Regions from separate parts of the Homo sapiens genome. Here all the other regions are linked to region 3. The links are chromatin loops, found by intact Hi-C in ENCODE. Cell type or tissue: IMR-90. All regions are shown on one strand.

What was found. Peaks named below come from ENCODE experiments on the same cell type or tissue, not always from the same donor. Only the 100,000 strongest peaks of a DNase experiment are listed, where the experiment ranks them.
Region 1: a loop joins it to region 3, with 8 times the contacts of the local background. A loop is called at or near these places in 4 of 110 quality-filtered maps.
Region 2: a loop joins it to region 3, with 3 times the contacts of the local background. A loop is called at or near these places in 3 of 110 quality-filtered maps.

Annotation. Positions count from the first base shown.
Region 1 is chr1:216,563,423-216,571,422 of GRCh38, forward strand. ESRRG (estrogen related receptor gamma) reads right to left here. Exons shown (of 7, transcript NM_001438.4): 4 at 4,566-4,676; 5 at 797-958. Among named protein-coding and RNA genes, the nearest start is that of USH2A, 140 kb to the left of the region's middle. In IMR-90, a CTCF peak has its summit at 3,578 (motif pointing left); no DNase peak of the experiment used is centred here.
Region 2 is chr1:216,719,152-216,727,151 of GRCh38, forward strand. It overlaps ESRRG (estrogen related receptor gamma), which reads right to left and starts at 4,278. Exons shown (of 7, transcript NM_001438.4): 1 at 4,093-4,278. The coding sequence starts at 4,148. In IMR-90, no CTCF peak of the experiment used is centred here; no DNase peak of the experiment used is centred here; H3K4me3 peaks cover 1,350 bases.
Region 3 is chr1:216,217,227-216,225,226 of GRCh38, forward strand. USH2A (usherin) reads right to left here. Exons shown (of 72, transcript NM_206933.4): 15 at 161-324. The region is part of intron 2 of USH2A-AS1 (USH2A antisense RNA 1); the gene reads left to right. Among named protein-coding and RNA genes, the nearest start is that of USH2A-AS1, 28 kb to the left of the region's middle. In IMR-90, a CTCF peak has its summit at 4,127 (motif pointing left); a DNase peak (open chromatin) is centred at 4,125; H3K4me3 peaks cover 541 bases; H3K27ac peaks cover 1,003 bases.

The sequences.
Region 1 (8,000 bases), 350 kb after region 3:
AGAAATTACTGTAGCATTCAAAGCATAAAGACAAACTAGTTTAAGGAGACAGAAATAAGTTAACTGTACCAGAAAAACATTGCTCATCATTCAAAAACTTGTTTATAAACTATCTGAAAATTCAACTCCAAACAAATAAAAAATAATTCAAGTAGAATACTAAAATTCTCAAAACTTACAAGCATGTACATATTTGTTCATATTACAGGATGGGTCAAGAAAAAAAGAAGAGAAATATTTTTAAATGCTAACTTTAAATTACCATATAGGAAAAGTTACCATGTCCATTTAATATTTATTTTCACAATTTATCTGTAAAGATAAATATCTGATTGTAAGCCAAAGCAAAGCTTGTGAATATGACCAGCAATAGGATATAACTAGCCACTATGAACAAAACTAGTGATTCTTAGTTGGGAAAATAGTACATTAGGCTACCGCTGACAAAAACATTTTTTAAAGTGAAAAGAAAAAGTAGAAGTATTTGCTAGGAAAAAGGTAAGAATTTTGACAAAGGATAAAGAAATGTTTTAAATTTATATTCTCGTTAGCTTACACTGGCAGTAGTACCTGTACATATGAAAAACTAACAAGAACTCAAGGTGGTACCAATATAAATAATATAAAGTCTAAGGATTCTATTAGGATATGCAAAACTCTAAATTATGATTAAAAATAAATGTAAAGGGTTTTTTTAAGTCTAAATGAGAAAAATTTGAATTCACCCAAATCTATATACATAACCTAGGGAATTAATTGCAACCTTTTCTTTTCTTTTTCTTTTCAGAAAATGTACCTGGAATATGCTTCGCCCATCCAATGATAACCACCAACTCTCGGTCGGCCAAGTCACACAGTGTAGTGAGGGCTTTGATGTCACTGTCGGGGACAGTAGGGTCAGGCATGGCATAGATCTTCTCCGGTTCAGCCACCAACAAATGTGAGACAATCTTGTTATCTGCAGGATCAGACCAGAGCACTACAAGATCACTAGTAGTATCATCCCTCTTTTATAAACCCTAGAGCATTTTGTGTTTTGAAAAACAATCCAAATATCCTACAATAAACGCTAAATATTCCAATTATGGCTCAATAGGTATATATTAAACGGTGTGCAGGAAAACTCATAGCAAGACATATGCCACTGCAGTCGTGATAGAATGTAGTCTTTTTTTTTCTTCTTTGCTCTACCTGCTTTTGCTGGAATGAAGCGTCTGTCCTGTAGTGAAAATTTTTATAGCAAACAGATAAGAGAAGTTAGATGCTTTCTGGGTTTGTGCTTTGATTCTTAAGTGGGATTTGGTGAAGTAGATTAAATGGTATAAAATAGCTTAAAATAAAACCCCCAGTAAACTATTGAAATATAGATCATAACACAGGAGGCAAAGAACTACTAATGCCTATAGTCATAATGGGCATGAAAGTCATTAATTGTCTTAATTCCTTTAAAGAAGAGCAAAGGTCAGAGCCCTTCTGCCTTGGTGAATTACTGACTATATAACTCTATCTCCGTGGGATGCATTAAATAGGAATTTATTTTTTTCTCCCCCTCCCCACACACCCAGCCAGTCTTCCAAATACAGCTAATATGTTTCCATAAAAATACTCCTCCTTAAATGTTACAGTCATTTTCTCTTCTGTGTGTCAAATTCTTTAATCCTCTATTTTCATCAGTTGTCCTTAGTTCATTCTCTGGTTCAGATTTATCTGTCTGAAATTTGTGATATATGTTTTAAAAATCCTTCAAAAAATAAACACTAGAGACAAATGGAAAGCATCACATCAAATGTGTTTTATTGCTCAGGGGCATGTGAGGGTTTATGGAAGGGGCTGTAAAGTCTTGGTAACAGAATGATTTTTCTTGTTGGCCCTATTTTCAATTTCTATATGTAGCTTAAGATTTTATGCTTTCTTCTAAGTGAGGAGATACAAACGGGTGAGAATAAACCCACATATTTAAATGTTCTATGTACTATTACTGTAGAAAACCAGGACTTTAAATGAGGTTCTTGTGAACACAGCCAAAGTTCCCAATGTGTTTATCAGACTCTTTGCCTCTCGCTCTAAGTTTTTAACTTTTTTAACCCAATATAAAAACACTTCACATAACTTAGAGTTAAATATAGCATTCATTTTATCTCCTTTTATGAAAGAATGTGGCTTGTCCAAGCTATAATTAGCACTTTTTCTAACATAACATTTAAACATTTATGAATATGGCTCCCATATTAATTATAATTATTTCAAATACACAACAGATAATATTCTATCATCATCAAATTGAGTAGGCAGATTTGGGAGGAAATATTCCCAAATACTACGTTGACTAGAAAAGAATTAAAAATTAAATAGAGATTAATTTTTTAATATTTAATTTGGATTTTTCTTGTATGCTACAGAAACAACACCCCATACTTTTAGTTATGCTTGGAAAAGTTTCAACTTTCATTGCTCTGACAATGCAACAAAACCTGTCAGCAACCATTAGATTCTCAGGATTAGAAGAAAATCCAATAGTAAAGAGCATAAAAATATATCCGAAAGTAATCATGATTCTAGTTGTTTTTTTTTTAGTACAGGGAACATAGCACTGGCTTTATCCAAGTCAATGGATACTTGACACGAGAGGTCAGAGAAATTTGGTTGAAGCTTAGAAATTCCCATCATTCAGAAAATGGAATAGCCGGCAGCACTGTTTCTAGGTAAATCTTATTTAATGTTTCCCTAATTAGAATCAATAGAACCCAATTTTCATTCTTGGTTCTTTGTAGTACACAATCAGTCAGGGTCCAGAAACCTCCCCAGCCACTTTCTCAGCAAAGCTCAGGCACAGTCTCTTGACACTTATCTGACAGGATCTGAAAATTAAGTTTTATAAATGTTTGTTACAAAAACACACTAATTGGATGGACTAAAGAAAATTAACACAGAGGCCTTTAGATAATGAGTAATGATTTATTAGGAGTCCTCTTTATCTGAGACAAATGGAGCTCACTGAAATTGCTGTAATCTTCTTAAAGGTACTTGACAAGCCACTTCCCAATTTCTCAGGTTTACGAAGAAAACCATAGATGCTCCTCTATCATTTCAACTTACACATGGGCTGGTGCTCATTTTTCTTTCAGTAGAGGAAATTATCAATGGTTTCAGTCAATGTTTGCATAAAATAAATGAGAAATGGGCAGTCTGTATATTAGTGAATTCAGAAAAACTAAACCTCTAATGAAATTAAGCATTAGTGTTTATTGCATATTATTGTATTATCAGAGAGGTTTTTTATTATAATGTGCAAAATCTGTTTAATGCAGTCCTCGATTGTATTTGCAGAATGCCAAACAGCTTATGCAGGCTGAGGAGAAGATGCCAGATTGGACAATTGAAGGTATAATCAACATAATGTTTTTTGGAAAGGCAAAAGGAAACTATGCCATATGTTCACTTAAGCTTTAATTTTATGTAAAACTGGTTGTTTTTCCTTTGACATAGCTAAAATGTCCTTTCATTTACAGTTCAGGGTCTGTTTTATTTATTTAACAGATTTCCATATGCTCACATATGTATGATGCACAGCAGTGACCCCTCCTGGAGAATCTGAATTAGAAGTGGACATCTTCTCTTCCCCTGAAGGCAGATCAAAAATTACCCATGTCTTTCCTAGAACTGCTACAGATGCATTTTCCTCTGATGAGTGCTGGTTGTGTCTTCTTAGAAAAAGACAGCTAAATTGGAAAACCGTTTTCACCAAAGCGCTCCTCCATGCCCAGTAGGATCCCTATTCATAAACATCCTAAAACGCTAGTTCTGTTGCACTACAACTATTAACTGATTTTCAGAAAATAGGATACAGTGATTGCCTCAATCTATATTCCAACTCTTTTTCGTTAATGACAAAAAGAATGGGGCTTGCATTTTAGCAATGTACCAGTCATCCTTTCAAATTGCAACTTGGCTCCATAAAACCATGAGCTCTTTAAAAACAATTCATACCGTCCATAAGGGCATCTCAGATGGAACCAGCCACCTATGCTTGTTATTAGTAGTGCCCATTCTTGTTTTAATCTATTGCTAGCTAGTGTGTTAAACTTCTATAGCTCCAAATTAATGAGGCCCCTAATGTATTTTCATTGGGAGGTTGAGCAGTCAAATTCATTTAGTTAGTGAAAACTACAAAAATCACTTTCTTGTGAAATCTGAAACTAAGAGCTCCAATGAACTAATGATCACAGTATGATCCATTTTATGTACCTCTGCAAATAAAGATAACCAGTAAATGTAAAATTCACACTATATAAGCTATGTATTAATATGCTTATGCTTCCACAAAATGACTAGGTTAAAAAAAGGCTGGAGAGAGAAAACCACAGATATCTCTAAAAGAAAAAATGAGATAATAAGCTGAGTTGCTGTCGCTCCTCACAGACAATCTTTGGGAATAGAGCCACTGTTCTCCAACAAAGAGAAGTCTCCTTGGAGTCAGTAGGGATGGGCATGCCAAAGCTGATGTACATAGAGCCAACTGGGAGGATTTCGTGTTCTGGGAAGCCAGACACATCTGCTGTACTTACATGGCTTTTTGGCTGGCTGAACCAGCTGAGGGTTCAGGTATGGGCTGTTCTCCGCATCTATCCTGCGCTTGTACTTCTGCCGACCTCCACGTACTCTGTCAAGACGCACCCCTGTGAGCAAAGACAGGCACCGGCTTACTATTAAGGTAGCTATGTTTGAGACCAATCAAATACCTAGATGGTATCCCCCAAGAGCACATAGGTGACAAACAGTAGAATGCAGAATGGACCAGGGGTACTCAAATAATGTAAATAAGTGGTGGCTAAATCAAACTTGCCAGAGGTTGAAAACCAAATCTGTCAGCAGATGACAGATCCGAAAGACATTTCATGCAAAGCCATCAGGGTCACTATTTGCACATCAAAGAAAAGGCAGATTTCCATGTAGATTAATACAAAGAAGCCGCTATTTGGTGCTAGTATAGTTTCTTAAATTAAAGACCCTGGCATTTAGCATCCTTTTCATCAGTCAGCCCTGAAAGCTCAATGTGTAGGACTGAGTAGACCAAGAGCTATCCAACTTCCCTCCAGTCTGCCAGAGGCCTCAGGATGGACCTGTGGAATTGAGCTGAATAAAGAGCACCTATGTGCTGGGGAGGAGGGAGGCCAGAATTACACTACACAGATTCAGTCCTGAGAGACGCAAGAATTGTTCTCTATCAAAATGTCAATGTCTCAAGGGGAATGTTATTTACATTTTGGCACAAATTTGTATTTCCTCTCATATGTGAGAAAACTGAGAGCAGGTTTGGGCTGAACACAGGATAGAAAGGGGAGCTTCCTAGCCGGGCGCAGTGGCTCACGCCTGTATAATACCAGCACTTTGGGAGGCCAAGGCGGGCAGATCACCTGAGGTTGGGAGTTTGAGACCAGACCAACCAACATGAAGAAACCCTGTCTCTACTAAAAATACAAAATTAGCCAGGCGTGGTGGTGCATGCCTGTAATCCCAGCTACTCGGGAGTCTGAGGCAGGAGAATCGCTTGAACCCGGGAGGCGGAGGTTGCAGTGAACTGAGACTATGCCATTGCACTCCAGCCTGGGCAACAAGAGTGAAACTCTGTGAAAGAAAGAAAGAGAGAAAGACAGAGAGAAAGGAAGGAAGGAAGGAAGGAAGGAAGGAAGAAGGAAGGAAGGAAGGAAGGAAAGAAGGAAAGAAGAGTGGAAGAGGAGGGAAGGGAAGGGAAGGGAAGGGAAGGGAAGGGAAAGGAAAGGAAAGGAAAGGAAAGGAAAGGAAAGGAAAGGAAAGGAAAGGAAAGGAAAGGAAAGGAGGGAGGAAGGAAAGAAGGAAGGAAGGAAAGAAGGAAGGAAAAGAAGAGCTTCCCAAAGAATTCCAAATGCTTGGATGTCGAAGGAAGTGAATGTTAAAGAGGGCTAAAGGGTGAAGCTGGAAAGTGGGCAAAAGTAGACTGACAGGAATAGAACTTTTTCCCAAATAGTGATGGGTTGGGTCAAGATTCAAAGGGGATTTTCTGGCAGCGGATTTAAAAGATTAAGGAAAAAGCCAAGGGAATGAATGGGATTACAAATATAGGAAAATTTCATTAATATCAGGAAGTGATAGGGAAGAGCTTGTCAATCTAGTTTCCAGACTATAATTGTAAAGTTTAGCACAGGACCATATAAGTCCCTACCAAATATAAGGACGACTGCTTGGGAGCAGAAGTGAGGAGACACTCTTTTGCAATATTACATTGTACTTTAATTGATATAACAATGTAAAAGTATTCATTAAGAAGTTCAACCATGTAATTCGTTGTACATATTTTGGCATGTCTCAAACTGTTTAGGAAATAGATTTGGTTTAACAGCATCATCAGTATTACTATTTCATTTAAGCCCCCTCAGAGCCATTAATATGCGACGGGCTCTGTAAAACTCTAAGAGGAAGCTACATAGCACATGCAGTGTTTTGCAAACCAATTGAACCAGAGCTCCAGTTTTTTTGGAATACCGATTAATGTCACGCAGAATATGTGAGCTGTGGGTTATCTGAGTTACATGAAACGATTTGGGAAAAGCAGATCTATTTCTATGTGAATATTTACAGTGAATATATTACTCAAATGTTAAAGATTATTAGGAAAACAATTTTTCATATTATCTTAACAATACTACTTTAAGCGTTGATTATCTTTTAGGAGAACACACAAATACTTGGTTCTAGATAAAGCCTGAATTGTCATATTGAAGTATCAGAATATAGTGTAAATAACATCAGGAGACAACTTTGAGAAAAGTTAAATAGGTTAAACAAACAAATATCAAAACCCAAAAAAGTTAGGTAAGGTTATTAAGCATTCACTGAAAATTGCCATGCATGTTGTTCACAAAGAAGTTATATTTCTTTATTGCTGCTTTTAAAGCACTCCATGCCTACAGCAGATGTATTCCTTTGTTTATCTAATTTCTAATGTTCTGTTTTTATTGCATCTATATTTAATAAAGTTTAATGCCTTCTACTTCTCTCCACTTTCATCATGATTTATTTTTTTTCATCTCTTTCTCTTCAAAATTTTCTTCAGAATAGTTTTCCAGTTGAAGGTGACCACATTTTTTCTGGTCATCTAAGATACATTCAAACCTCTTTCATTATAAGAATTTTGAAAATTAAAAATCTTAGTAGAAAATCAAAAGCATATGACACTAATTATATCCTCACGTTTGTCATCCAATTCCAACCCAATGAGAACATTTAATCTGATATTATTAGAAGTGTGAAGAGAAGGCAGGCAGAGAGAGAGAAACAATGACAGGCAAAAGCTAAAGAGAGAGGGAACATTTTTTGGACATCACTAAAATTGTTAGAGCCAAGAAAGCTGACAGAATAAATCTTGACTGAGTTTGTAGACTCCCTAAACTTGCTTTTCATGCTTGTCAAGGAATGTATTCACTGTTAGCAATATGTCCTCATATATTGAACAAAACACTACATATTCTCCAACCCAGAAGTCAGAGCTAGTGAGTTTGTGACAATGGAGTTTTGTCCATCATGAAGATCTGCGGAAAAAGACCATAGCTGAGTGACTTGATTTAAGATCTTGGTGGAAAACAATTCAGACATACAGTTACATCACTTTAAAGCCATCAAGTAGTTTAGCCAACTGGGCTAAGTCTACAGAGGAAGTGCAACAATGAAAGCTAGCTATTACACATCATGAAGAAAAAATATGCATGATCAATTGACAGGGTTTTTATTATGTATTATGGATTATTAGGCTGAGGTGGGTGGATCACCCGAGGTCAGGAGTTCGAGACCAGCCTGGCCAACATGGCGAGAACCCATCTCTACTAAAAATATAAAATTTAGTTGGGTGTAGTTGTGGGCACCTGTAATCCCAGGTACTCAGGAGGCTGAGGTAGGAGAATCGCTTAAACCTGAGAGGCAGAGGTTGCAGTGAACCAAGATCGCACCATTGCACTCTAGCCTGGGCA
Region 2 (8,000 bases), 500 kb after region 3:
GCCTACCTTCCAAAAGAATGGCTTCTTCTTTGTCTGTAATTCTTGCAGGAGTGAGGTATTGCAAAAGTATTGTTAAATAGAATCATAGAGAAGTTAGCTTCCTTCTTTGATGAATAGCACCAGGTATCTAAAATTAATTGCAAAAGTATGGCCCGGCTAATGAGATGGTCCTTATCTTTTCTCAGCCAGGAAGCACAAGTATTTTTCTGCTGGCTCAATATTTTACAAAAATGCCTGAAGTGTTATTAACTAAGTAAGAAAAAAACTGATTAAAATACCTCAAAGATATAAATTGTTATAAATTGTAAGATCTGAAAAATTTAGAGTTAAAGCTGATTTCCTGCATTATTTTTAAACCTTCTTTTCTTTTCTTTTTTCACTTTAAAAAGAACAACAACAAAAAAATCTTTCCTCCTGCTTCTATTAGCATTTTTAAAAGCTGAGTTAATTATTATTCTTTATAAAATGACCAATATATATTACAGGTCAGATTAAATCAAAGAAATATATCAAATGCCGTCAATTTAGGGAAAAAAACAGAACAATGATACCTTATTTGGGGAAAACACTAGAAAAATGATCATCCATGCAAGAGAATTAATGGATATCCACAAGGGCTTTGCTAATAACATGGGTTAATTACCGCTGCAACACACTAGGCTCAGTAAATAAAGCAGCAGTGCCATAAACACATTAAGATGAGAAACCATCACTGTAAGAAGAAATAGCCAACACCATCACCCTTAGCTCTGCCCAGGAAATGAAAGCTGTTTCTTAGTCCTTTCTATAAAAAAGGGATTTTTAAACTTACCACCAAATGTGTATAGGGTAATACATAAATACCCTGACACAAAGGGCTAGTGGAACATGGGGTACCCATCATTTATCCACCACTCCCATTCAATATATATTTCATTAACTCAGGAACAGTTGTTTTTTTGTTGTTTACTTCAAGGAGAAAATCATATGTTACATAATACTAGTCATCTGGCCATTTCAACTATATATAGTTTGGAACATGTACAATGATTACTTAATTTTTAGGAAAATAGAATTAATCCGCTCACTTTAGTAATGTAATGGGCAAGGTTACAAAACTACAGCTCAAGAATGCTCACAACTAATTGCAGCTGATTGTCACTTCAAGCAGTTTACAGAGAAATCATCTGAAAACTCCACCAACACCACATACCTTTAAGGCTGCAGGTGTTTTCAAGATTGTAGGGAAAAAAAATAAAAAACAAAACATGAAGAAAAGTCATGTGAGCTCCAAGTCTAGAGTTTAAGTATTCTTACTTGAAAAAATAAACTTAAAGTGTCTGTTCAGAGTTCTCAAATAATATCACATCTAAAGTGACTTGGCCAAGCTCTTATCATTCCCTAAAAAAAAGGCATCCCCTCTGATCTCGGCTTTTTTGTTGTTGTTACTGTTACTGTATAAATTTTTTCTTTCTGCCTATTTTATCACCTATAATTTGACATTATGGAATTACTTTGGGATTGTCTTGTTTTTTAATTAGTATAGATTTTAAAAAGAAGAGATGAGAAAAAGAAAAAACATGAAAACCCTGAAACAGAAAGAGTGAAACATACAAAATAAAACTTGTGTAGCTCCAAACACGAATCTTAAAACACGAAACTTAAATTTTCAATGTCTGGACTTCAGTGATCAGGCTGAAATTTACTAAACTGTTCCCTCCTCGCCTTGTCTGTTTTGGAGTGTTTCAGTTGCCTTTCCTTCTTCCAACAGCTGTGACAACTGTTAAAACAGTCAGTAAAATTAAGTCCGCTCTATAATCCTGTAGTCAATGTTACATTTTAATCAGAGGTTGAAAGGGATTCATGTGATGAGCACACTCATTTAGAATGATTAGACTGACACATATGTCAAAATGAGCAGATATATTATTTTCATCTATTTATGCTATCAGCTATTACTGCTATTAAATGTGAAACAAGCTTTCAAGTATTATGTTCTTTAATGTGCTGGCACATTTCCTAAAATAAAAAAATACATAGTTAGAGGTTAACATTTTAAGCTCTCTTAATGGTGGTCAATAAATGGTATGAATCTTTTTAACAGCCTCCAAAGCAGAAACTGTCCAATATTTGCCCCTAAAACTGTATAACTCTGGTTTCATTTCTGTGTATACACACACGTGATGGGGTTTAACCCGGTACAATTACTATGAATATTAATAGCATGTATAAATTCTGTGGTTTATTAATTGAGACAGAGAGGCAGATGCGTTGCTTAGCGTTAGATCTTTCTGTCTGTCCAGTGAACCACGTAACCATCAGAACTGCATCCAGACAATAAATCTGTATTTTTTAAAGATGACTTTTAATTGAGCCCAAAAGAAAGCTAGTTTGAATCTTGCGCCAAAGCCAAAAGGACATGTGCCTTGACTTCATTTAAATGCATCTGCTTTAAGAGGCTTATCTAAACGAATTATTCAAATTAGCTATAAGAAGTTAAATTCAAGGAAACTACTTCAAAAAGAAGCCTCTGGGGGATTTTTAAAGTTTGTTTTCTTTATTTATTTACAAGAGAAAGTTCAGAATCTGGGCGTGCTTGGATAAGACATTCTTCCTGACACGAAGACGTCTTAAACTCTCCAATTCTACAGCCCGAAGTACACTAACCTTCAAACTACACTTGAGCGGGCAGTCTTACCTTTGTTTATTTTTCATTTTTATTTTTACACATCTTAAGGTTGTTTCTTCCCTTGAGTGTTTCAAACTGATGCAAGCACAGCCTTATAATCTTTCAGTTCCTCCTAAATCCATCTCTTGGCTAATATTCCCTGTGTGAGCATGGATGTGGGTGGATGTGCATGTGTGAGCGTGCATACACACACACACTCACACTCACGCTCAAACATACAGGAGCAGCCACTGAGACTGCAAGTCACTTTTCATCTCTTACTTAATTACAAAGCAATGCAATATGCAGTCACTAAGGACAGCTAGTGGACATCTACCTATAATGCACTACCTCATCTTCTAGAGTTTGATATTTTCTTCACAATCTATAGAGAGAAATGTTTGCCAAGGGCACTCTTTTCAGAATTATAACAGTTGGTATTACTGTAATGTGAAAGCAAAGCAATATAACTGACTCAACAGAAAGGGAGATAAACCAGTGACAGCTCTCGTGATATACTAACATTTTATCTTAACAGTAGGTTGAAATTAAGTTTATCACCTACTCATTTACACAAAAATGCCTAACTTACTTCTCGTACCCCCTACTCACTCCCCCCCCTTTAGTAATCTAAATATATATTTCCATGTGCATAAAGATATCCATAAATACTAATTAAACTGCTTGTAAGAACGAAAGTACTTTTCTATATTTTCTGGACACAACAAACGAGACAAATCCACACTCTGAGCAGTATTTAAGGGGAAAATTTTAAAGTCACTACTGTTTCTTCTTTAGTTTTTTTTCCCCCCTTAAATATTTATAATGTGTGAAAATCTCATGTTACTTAATGGACTGATTTGTCAGTTAAGTGCTGACTTAACGCTAACCATGCAAATAACATTATTCTAGCTCAGAATTGCATAGGGCTAGCTTTTAAATTGTTCTCTGAAGGAGAATTAGTAAATGTGCAATTTTGCCTCTAACTCTGCGCGGTAAGAAATGACAAGGAGCTGAAAATATCTGTCAAACTGCAAATACATAAGAGGCCCTCAATAGTATAAATCATTTTGAATATTGTATTTTAAAACATCTTTCCTTGGGAAAATGGGTCCTAGTAAAAGATGCATTTTAACAGTTCACTAAGCATTTGTGCCAAGTGCCTATTCTTAGCACCTGAATAAGAAGTGACTGTCACACAGCTGTTTTACTGACAGTCACTGAGCTTTGCCTCAAAGGTAACATTGTAGTCAGAGAACAATTCTCGACTTACTGAATTAGGAGATCACCCTCAACACAAAAGACACAAGACAGACACAAACAAGCAGTCGTGCACACAAAATACCCAGGGCATTACCTGAATCAGTGTGTAAAGATATAGTCTGTCCGCCCCCACCCCCGCACCCCCACGACGAGTTTAAAAAGGAAAGAAAAAAGGTACCTACTCTTCCTCGTAGTGCAGGGAAAAAGATTCAGGAAGGCAAAGTTCTACCGAATCCATGTGCGACCGGCAACCATTATTTGTGCACCCCAGCTATAAATCAAAGTTTCCTTGACAGAGCACAGTGCAATTAACACAAATGTTCTCCTAGTGACAAGCCTATAGGCACAGCCAGTTGGGACCAAAGCTCTCACACTCTCCTAATCAAGGACTTAAAGCCCCGATTGGAGCTTATTAATATGAAGTAGGGCTTTACATATGCAGTCCCACCGGCCCAGCCGCGCAGCCGATTGGGGGGCCTCTGCCCAATCAGGAGGGAGGCGACGGGAGGCTGCACGGAGCGAGAGGAGCCAGGCAGGTAGGCAGGGTGCAGAGAGCCGAAGGGGGCTGGAAACTGAGAGTGGGCAGAGAAAAAGGGAGCGGAGAAGGGAGCGATTGAAACGCTCCCAATACACACTCTCGGGTTTGATTTTTTTTCCTCCCTTCTCTCTCTTTCTTTTTTTTTTCTTCTGGGAAGCTACAAAAGAAACATAACTAACTTAACTCTCTAAGCACTGGAGGGATTTGCCTTTGATTTCTAACCTAAGATCTCTTTTGCCTTGAAAAGGAGAACTCACGCAGACTCTCAGTTAATTTGGGAAAGGATTCTGCGGAAGGTAGAGAATTAAGTTTGTCCTGCCGTTGTCTGTGTTTTTATTACACCGGGGGCCGCGGCTTATTTGGTGCTGTACTTTCTCATGTATTCCTAATCATGTCTTTTCCTGTTTTCCTGATGTATGCTGGGCATTAAAAATAATAATAATAAAGGCATTCTTCTAAATTGTTTGAGCATGTGAACTGGGATCGTCATCTCTGAGGTGGAATGCAGTTTTACACAACTACAGAAGAGGAGATAGTGACAATACAATTTGAAAGAATGCCTAAGTAAATTATATGTGTAAACCTTTCTATACCTGCGACTGTCTCTTTACATATAGATACAACGCATAGCTTTTCAAAACAACGGTAAACAGCCGCAGGACAAATTGGCTTCTTCAGTTTTAGGGGTGGGGAGTCTGAGGGCTGTGGGGGTAAATAGCGAATTAAATCTCTCTCGATGCATTTTGACAAAATAAAGACAGCATTTTTTTTTTTTTTTGTAGGGAGAGCATTACTAAACAGTGCACTAAAAGTATTCTTAATTATATGTATATATTTCAATACAAGCTTCCAAACTAGGAGGCATATAATTTTATATATGATTTTACCCAAAACATCCTGCTTTCAAATAAAACACAGTGTACACATTTGTTTCTATACATAAGGCACCCTATATGCTTTAAAAAAATCAACCCAGAAACATTTTATAAACCATCACACAGTCTGGTCACTATAAGAACTAGTTTCAAACAGATAATAATTTACAAAACTAAGAATTCTCAATCAAAAGTGTTCAAAAAAATAAAAATAAAAGGAGGATATAAGAGGACAAGTGTGTTTTTTCCTCCTTCAATTGTGTACACCGTGTCTTTAATTTCCATATAACAAAGAGTTTGCTTAGGTCCTATTTTAATCTACAGGATTTTTTTATACTAGCAAATGTACATTGGAATAGATACCAGCTATTTATGGCAAAGAGATAACTGCTACCTTATGGAGAGTGAAAAACCCACAATTTTGATATAATTCAGCTCTACTGCTTATCAACCTTTTACATCTTAAGTCCTACATGATAGAAATAGTATAATCTTTGAGATCAAAATAAATTAGTTCAGATATTCATCGTATGTTAAATTCACTAAATTAGGACTCAACTCCCTTAACCCTCTCAAATTTTCTAGGTCTTTAAAAAACCAAAACACTAAAATAGAGCAGCCACATTAAAATTCAGAATATAAAAATGACAGACATGATTTGGTCCCCCCACAGAAGAAAGCAATTTCACTGCCTTGTATTTAGCTATATCTAAGATATAGGCCTAATTCCTTTTATTTGTGTTCTAAATGCATACAAAGTTTCTAGATCAGAACTCACATAGCAAAAACTGTGCCTCAGAATACTGTATAAAAGCAGGTAGTAAAAGCTTAATTACCAGTAGCATTATGCTGTCTATATTGTTAAATGTGAACTCTGCAATTAAGATGTAAATTTGGTTGTGAGCAGTGAATTAAAAGAGCTTTGAGATGTAGAAGAAAATCCAAGCATTCTGCAGACACTGAGAGAAAAAAAAAATTGTCTATTCAATCTAAAATAAGACACGTAATCATTTTACAATTAAAAAATAAATAAAACAGGCATTTTGCAAAAGAAACATGATTTTTCTAAAATACACTCAAAGAAATATGGAAGCTAATACTGCATTACAAAGACAGAAAAACATCCTTTGATTCATATGATTACTATCGTGATTTCTGAATAAACTAAAATTCTCAGGGTAATTAATAGATTCAATTGCACATACTTTAAAAAAGATACACACACACACAAAAAAGAAAGAAACTTTCCTTCTTGGTTTGGCTATGGATATTTCTTTAAAAAATATAAATTATTTAATGTACTCAATGCATCTTAATGTACTCAAAGAATGCATTCCGATTTTGCACCGGTGCAGAATCCTGTACTGTGTTCAGTTTCTTTACATTATGCTGTGACAGAACCTCTTTATTACTCCTTTGAAATGGCTTTTTAAAGACAAGATTTGTAGTGTATTTACCGGTGGATCTCAAGTCACCAAATGTCGTACAAGTGATCTTTAATTTCCCATCATTTTCTTATTTCCCTTTGGGTACTTATTTGCCCTCATTATGATCCATTTGACTTCACTGGTGTATATTTTTAAAGATATTTAGACTCATGCGTAAGTCATTGTTCTGTGCTCACAGAGATACATGTACAAACATACATAGTGTCATCCCCACTGATTTTTCACTAACCATATTTCATCTACGCAAGGTGCAGTGTTCACTGAACTCGCTGCTTTCTGAGTGACCAGATGTGTACTAGGTTTGTAGACTTGGATATTTTCCCCTTGGGATCAAAGTATCACCTGTACAAGTCAAGGACCTAAAGACTGTACTTACTGTCTTGAATCCAGTTTAACCAATTTAAAATTTTTAAAAATCCTCTTCACTAAACTTGTGAGACAGCTTCCAGAATATTTTACAAATACACAGCTCAGTCATCTCAAGAAACTTCCCTGGTCCCAGATTTTTCTCACCTTGCAGGAGAAAACAATGGATAATCATGGGAAATAAATGTGCCATGAGTAATACTGAGCTTAAACCTTCAAGAATCTCAATTACAAAAAAAATCTGGAAAAACAAATAAACAAACAAACAGATAAACAGCCTAGGATACACATATATTCCCAGTCTATACACTTCACAATCTTACCACAAGGAGTCTACCCAAATCAAGAAAAACTGAACCAAACAAAAGGATCTCTCATGATTGCTTCACAAAGAATATTAATAAATTAGTTAATATCAGTCTATTATGCATCAGGCTCTTGGTGTATGCATAGTTTCAATCTCTTCTTCCTTAAACAATGCAGTCATAAATATCCAAACAAATTCATTCTCAGTCCCCAACTAATGCACAGTCACCAAGCAGAGAATATACTTCATTTCTATTTCAAAGAACAGAATGAAAACAAGCAAAGCTCAAGTGGAAACAACAGGAAGATTCCTCTAGTCATATACACCAGACATTTTATTACATTTAAGTCAGAATCATTTCTTGCAACATTCTAACTAGGAATTCTTATGTTGCTAGAAGGTGATGAGAAATGCTTAGTCTTGCTGTTATTGCATATTAATAGCTATTTTTAGCTCCTATCTTTCTTTTCTGAAAATTAACAGGACTAACCTTCATTAAAATGTTCAAGTTTATCACTGTCATTTTTGAAGCAGGTTTTTATTTTATATTACACAT
Region 3 (8,000 bases):
GACATATTTCATTCAGTGTATTTTTTTCCATCTCTTACCTACGTTCTTCACATTGTACTAAGCCTTTCTGATGGGTTCTAAATGGAGAAAGAAAACAATGAGATGCAGTCCCCTGTATGATGCTGCTTCACACACCAGCACTGAACCAGAGTTCACTTACTTTTGCTGCAACCCAATAGATTGTTGACATCCAAGTGGCTTGCACTGGGAACACAAGCATCACACTTTGAGCCAGTGACAAATTGTTTACAGAAACACTGGCCTGTGACCAAGTGACAGGTTTCATTCAAGGCTCCTGAGAGATGACAATTACAAGGCTGACATCTGAAAACAAGGCAAATAAACCATCAAAGAGAATAGTGTTTTGATTAATAATTCATAGTATAAGTTACACCTACCAATAGCATTGTAGAGTAAGACGGCTTGTTTTAGCCAATATATTGAAAAGAATGCTTGAGCTAAACAAACAAAGAATCAACATAAAATAAAGGAAAATAGAAAAGATCTTTATAAAACTACTGTTCCTGGTAAAACCCGTATAAAGCTTTCTCTTTATAAACTAATTAATAGCAAAAAAAGATATTATATTGCTTTTTTACATCCCACAATATATCTTATGGATTAGTTTGAATCCAGTTGTTCAATTAAGAATGCTGTAAATTTTGCTTTTACAAAAGCAGTGTTCCTGTCAGCTAAACATTTAGATTAGGTACCCATAAAATTATCTTTTCAAGTGACTCTCCAATTGCGAAATAGAAAATCAGGGGTAAATCATTGCTCTCCCTAAAAATCTTAAAATTCTATAGTTAGTTCGATGAAGACTAAATTTCACTAAGAAAATTGCTTGAGAAAGACAGGTTCAAATATTTTTGATGCCTTAATATGGGTTATATTTCATTTTCTGTTTTATGAACTAAACTTAGTTATCCATAATGGTTGGAGAATACAGCATTATTCTGATTTATGAAAAGATGCTAATGACATAAATATAGTAAGATAACTTTAGTGCAACTTAAATTTCTTGGACCCAAAGTTGCTTGTAAAAATACCAGTAGTGGCATTTTGCCATGATAGAAACTAAAACTTGTTTCTTCACAGTGAATTATTCAAACATGTAGCCTATGCCAATGGCACTAATTAGGATAAGCAACGTTGGTGCCATGAGGTATTAGAGAAGCAAAACAGCACATGTAAGAAGACCACTCACCATTTAAAAGGTACTCTCCTTGTGGTACGTTTAAAACAACATCAAATGGATTCACCTATATATTCTAATAAAGATGCTGAACGGATGGAGTTACTTTTCCCCACTGCCATTTTTACAGTGTGATCTCTTGGGTAATCATTCAACACCCTTAAAAAGGCTGATAAAAGCTAAGACTGCCAAATAAGCTGCAAATTTGTTTTATGGACTAATATCCCCTTGGGAATAAATAAAGTACAGTTTTTCTTGAAAACCACTGTACTGTAGTTTGCCGTTTTTATGGTCATGATAAAAGGACATTTTCCCCCTTCAAACAACTATATTAGGTCTTTTATCTATACACATTACATCAGAATTCCATTTCAAATAGATGTTTTGTTTAGGTTAAGTTTTAGAGCTGAAGAAAATTATGTATTATAATTAAAATGGAATTATAGATGCAAAAATACTTGATTTGCTCTTAATTTCTTTATAGGCTATTATGTAGAGTCTATTGTTTATAGGCTTTTAATATAATATTAGTGAGCATAAACAATAAGAGAAAAGCTTCTCTCAATGTATGTGTGTGTGTGTGTGTGTGTATATATGTATGTGTAACTGCACCACTCATGAATAAGTGTCTCTTGAGTATTTCAGTTTTTATTACCATTCACTCATGAGACAATCACACTTATTTTACATACAGTACATTTAGAGTAATAGCTTCCAATGTATAACATAATTCCGTTCCTTGATGTAGTTCTATTTTCTTCCAGCCAAAGCACGCAATGTTTTGAGCAATTAAATGTGTCTATTCTTGATTTTATAGTCTCTTATCCAAGCCATTGTTATAGTCAACTTATCTGACTTGTTATAATCACTTGACTTCAGTAAGAGAGAATTTTTCCTAAATGAAGTTCACAAGCGAAGACTTTTCTGAAAATTGTAGTTTGTTTTTACCCCAAAGGACACAGGGATAATTTTGTAATTAAGGATTAAGCAAAATGATTCCTTTAGATTTCTCAGCCACTCAAATATAATTTTAAACACTTCCAAGACTCTTTAGCAAATAAGCTACAAATTTGATGTCATTTTATAAGTTATCCCTCCTCAAGAGTACCTCCTAAATGAAATATATTTCACATTTATTAAAACAAAATTATACATAATAAAGGAAAAGACATTTTAAGCTTAGAAAGAGAAACACCAAACTAAGATGAATTGCAATATTGATTTTGCCAGGATAAATGGTTTTTGTAATATTAATATAAAGAAACCTTTATTACACTGACTCTCTTGGTACAGCCAGAGCTTCTCCCGCAATCTGTTTAAAATCTTCATTTTTCATCCTTATGGGAAAACCTCGCTTGCTAAATGGATTTCATAAAGAGTAATCTGTCAAGATTTATATAGATAAACAATTTGTGATGTTTATTGACCAGTTCATTATGGTAAACAAAACAGGAGTAAAGCATCACTAATCTCTGCCAGCACTTTGCTATGATAGTTCTCTTTGGACCCTTACATAACTCAGTATTTGCTGGTTACAATGGGAAAGAAGTTGGCCTCTGTCTCCTACATCACAAATTTCATATACCTTCCTTTCTTAGGAATTTCTTCCAGTTGTGGAAACAGTGAGAGAAATGGTTATCCTAATTATTACTGTTGAAACCTAACTATTAATGAAAGGAATATGTTTCAGTAATGCACATCATTGTCAGAAAATTCATCATCTGAGGGAGAACTGCTGTAGGAGGCCCAGAGATATATCCCAAGATATATAGGTCAATTTATTGACATTTCTCTTTGTACACCCCTCCTCTCTATGGGGCCTCAGCTCATGGGTACTATCAAATTGATTTAAATATTGATTGACATAAATAACATTCATTGAGGGCCAGCTATGTTCCAGGACTGGAATAAACATCAAGGATGTAGAGATGAATCTTATAGAATTGCCCCGGTCCTCAAGGAGCTCACAATCTCGTATGCAAGAAAAAACGGAAACAGCATTAATAAAGATGTATCCAGACTCTAAAGGTCCAGAAAAGGGGCAACTTAACTAGTCTGGTAGCAGAAGAAGGGATGGGAAGGGTAATTTTAAGTAGAAGTCTTGGAGGAGATGCTTGGGCTGAACGTTAAAAGATGAGTAGAAATAAGCCAGGGAAGTCGGGGAGGGGCAAAAATAGAGAAAAAAAAGAAAAAGCAGAAGAGGGTATGAAATTGCAAGCACCTCAGTACTCCTGGATGTAAATTCATAATGAGAAATGGTGATAGATAAACCTGGAAAGGTGAGCAGAAGTAAGATAATGCTACCTTGGGGCAGTGGCAAGGAGCAATGGAAATGAGTAGGATAGACCTGAGAAATGTTAAGTAAAATTGGTAGAATGGGAGGCCGAATTGAAAAGAGAAGGGAGGATAGGTATAAAGTTACTCCCGGTCTTCTAACTTGCTAATGGGGATGATGAAGACATCATTCAACATAAAGAACGAAGGAGAAAGAGATCTCCAATTGCTAAGGGATTTTAGATAAGGATTATTAATAAACAAAAGAGAATGAGACTTCAAGGCAAATTGGAGAAATTCGGCAGAGTTTTTTTGTTTGTTTTTGTCTTAGTTTTTTCCATCAGTCCCTAACACAAAGGCTAGCACACAGTAAGGATTCAGTAAATATTGTCGGATACAGGAATTAATAGTGAATAAAGCACCAGGGAAGCTTTAGACTTAGGATAGGACACCGGAGATTAATCCAAACATGGTTTGTAGCTCTAGTAACAAGTTAGCTCTTTTGAGCCCCTTTTTATTGGCTTAACTCTGTCCCCCTGGCTAACCTCACTCCCAGGGAATGGACAGTTTTCTTTAAGAGCTGGTATCTGTTCAGATTCTCTTAAACCAGTGTTCTCAGTTCACAGAATTCGGTGAGTGCTACAGTGCCCTCTAGAGGAGTTTGGTTTTCCCCGATTAACAGAGGAGCTGTGGTTTCATTGAGCTTCTTAGTTTCGCTTTAGTTACAGACTACTAACAGCATCTGAATTCTCTTGGAGATGGAATCAGAATTATAGGAGAGGGATTTGAGGCTTGGGCATCCACGCTGTGTGAACTGAAAGCCATATTTACATGGCTTATTGAACAAGGAAATACGAGTGCCTCATCTGAAAGGGAGACGTTAACAGTGTGCAACCCCACCCTCTTTGGTGAATTTCCCAGGCACAAATAGAGAAACTCATAAAAGCTGGACCAGGGGCAGTGACTCCCTTGCATCCATGCAATAGTGACAGCTAAGTCCAGGCAGCTTGCTCAGCAAGGTTCTGATCTGAGAACACTGTCTCTTTCTCCTTTGTTGACACTCCACATATTTATGCAAATAACTAAATAACTTTCAGATATGATAGCAGAATCAAATTTTTAAAGTGCTCACAGATAGAAGAGAGATTTCACTTATTCTCTATGGTCTCAGAAGGCATAAATAAGACTAGGCAAGAAAGTCAAAAGACTGCAACTTTTTGGTCAATATAAATAATATATTTCTATTTGTTGAAGAATTACAGCTGTTTGAAATAAACATGAGCTACTTCATGAGACAGTGAGCTCCTTTTAGTTCCATGTTTTGGAGCAGAAGCTGAATGGCCATTCACCAGTTTTTCTGAAAAGGTGATTTACGCAGAGAAATGTATAGGGTAGAGTTTAACCAAAATTACTTTTAAGGTTCTTTCCCAGTCTATAAAGTTATGATTCTATTATGCTTAGTGAGACTAATTTGTCCAAGGTGACAGTAAATCTAGTTACAAGGTCAGCAATCTTTATCTATAAAGGATGAGATAGTAAATATTTTAGGCTTTGCAGGCCATATGAGCTCTATTGTAACTCAACTCTGCTGCTGTAGCAGGAAAGCAACCACAGAAAATATGTAAAGAATTAACATTGGTGTGCTCTAATAAAACTCTATTTACATAAACATGTGGCTGACCCCCAGGCTATAGATTGCTGAACTCTGGTAGAGCAGGTCATATTATGCCCACGCCAACAATATCCAAGTTCTAATCCTCCAAACTTGTGAATGTTACCTTACTTGGTAAAAGGAATTTTGCAGATGTGGTTAAGGATTTTGAGATGGGGAGATTATCCTGGATTATCCAAGAATGCCCAATGTAATCTACGGTCCTTATAAAGGAAGGCAGGAGGGTAAGAGTCAGAGAGAAAACATGTAAGGACATAAGCAGAGGTCCAAGGAAACACTGCTCTGCTGGCTTTGAAAATGAAGGAAGGAGCCATGAGCTAAAGAATGTACGATGGGTGCGGTGGCTCACGCCTGTAATCCCAGCACTTTGGGAGGCCAAGGCGGGCAGATCACCTGAGGTTGGGAGTTTGAAACCAGCCTGACCAACATGGAGAAACCCTGTCTCTATTAAAAATACAAAATTAGCTGGGGGTGGTGCTGCATGCTTGTAATCACAGCTACTCGGGAGGCTGAGGCAGGAGAATCATTTGAACCCAGGAGGCGGAGGTTGTGGTGAGCCGAGATTGCACCATTGCACTCCAGCCTGGGCAACAAGAGCAAAACTCCATCTCAGAAAAAAAAAAAAAAAAAAAGATTGTAGGTTGCCTCTAAAAGCTGGGAAAATCAAGGAAATGTTTTTTTTTTTCCTAGAATCTCCATAAGAAACACAGGCCTGATTTTAGCCTAGTGAAACTCATTTAGAGCCTCTGATTTCCAGAACTATAAGATAATAAAAATTCATGTTGTTTTAAGCCACTGAGTTTGAGATAATTTATTCCACCAATAATAGGAAGCTACTGTATCTGGTCTAGTGGAAAAGACAAAACTGAAACCTGGATATCCTGATGTCCAGTTGCATGTTATTCCTATTACATCACGTTGAATAAATGCTACTAATATATAAAAACTGATACTTCTTATCAGATCATATATCATCTATACTAAGAGAGAATATATAGTTTGGCAGCCATAGGAGATTGCAAAAATCACAACTCTTCACCTTTCCCTCTGTGCAGGTCCTTTGCAGCTAACTGTATAATTAGTTCTACTCATCAAAAGGAGAGTCTGTTTATTCCCCACCACTTCCAAACATGGTTAAGCCTCGTGCCTTGCTTTGGCCAGTAGAATAAGGTAAAAGTAACATCCTGACGGTTCGGGCCTCAAGTGTCTTTGCATGCTTCTGCTTTCTTTCTTGGAAATCTGCCACTGCCTTGTGAGAAAGCCCTGCCTTGGCTGCCAGATGATGACAGGCTTGTGGCCCATTTACCCTGTCACCCCAGATGACAGCCAGCTGTCTGACAAAGAGTCACTGAGGAGAGGGAATCTATGAGGCACACTCCCTAATTTTTCCATTATCACACCATAAAAGGAAATCAGTTGACAAGGAAGTTATCTGCTTTCATCTGAAGTCATTGACCTGGTTCTCAGAGAAAAGACCAATTGAGATCAATCGGATAAAGGCCTGTGAAAAGATTACTGGACCAAATCTATAACCTAGTGCTGAAATGTAGAACATTTGCAGTAAAACCAAAAATAATCTGGGCATAGAAGAACTTCCCTGTATTTTATGCTCCAGAAGTCTGAGCCTTTATTCTCCCTAACCAGCCTTGGTGTCCTACCCTCTATGGACAACTTCAGTGTGTGTCAGCTAGTAAATGGGACAAATAGTGATACCACTAACTCCTTAAGGCTTAAAACAAGGTAACATAGAATATAGAGAGGGTATATCATTAGGGAAGAAACTTTTGGGGGTTGTGATGTGTGGTTGTTATGTAAGAAAACTGTGGGGTACCAGATGAACTGGAGCAGTCCTGGGGGCTATGGGGGAGAGTAGTCATAGTCACAGGTCAACTTGAGGACAGTGCCAGTAAGTGCAGGGTGTCAAATATGGGTCTCCACTACCAACTGAGATGAATTAAATATGGCCCATTTTTGTCTCATTGTTTTTGGGTTAGACAAACACTATATACTTTTTTGCATTATTGATTTTTCAGTGGGCAGATTTTTTTTGCTTCATTGTTTTCGATACTGATTAAATCATGTTTGCTTTATGTGTCAGAGGTAAATGGAGTAATGTTTGCACTAGGATCAGCTTTTTAAAATACATGCCCCCTTTTTCTGGTCAGTAACTTTTGAAGAATAAACCACTTAGATGGAAACAGGCAAATGATTTTCCAGCTTGGTCACAAAAAGTCATTGTTGTGTTGCCTGGATTTTTGTTGTTGGTTGTGTAGTTTAGGGCCGAGGTCTATTTTATTTTATTTATTTTGCCCTTGGGAATACAAAAAACTGTGTAGCAAATAAACCAAGAGAAAACAATATAGCAAACCTTGCTATATCCAACAAATAGAGCATGAAGAAGGTAAGGAATATGTGAACCAGGCAGATAAGGAAGTGAGGTTATTTTCCAAGTTGATGAAGAAATAATATGATACTTGTATCTTCCCCTTTCATAATAATAAGTTACTTATAATCTACTGTATATTTTGAAAATTAATGTTTTAATTTCCATTTGTTATAATTGGAATGTAATTTTTATAAATGTAAACATTTCTATTTGTAATAACCTACCACAGTGCCTAGATTTCAAAGTAGATTCAAATGATTTTGAATCTACTTTGTTTTCAAAAACATTGTTTTAACATTAGGACATAGCTGTTTTCCTATACTGCATATCTGTATATATTTACATTACATGTGAATTTTTTCCTTTAAAAAACAAAAATTTCTTATACTTGATGGAATCCCATATATCTTAGTCAATTGTTACACATTTTCAATATAGCCAATGTTGGTGTATATACAATAACAACCAGAAGT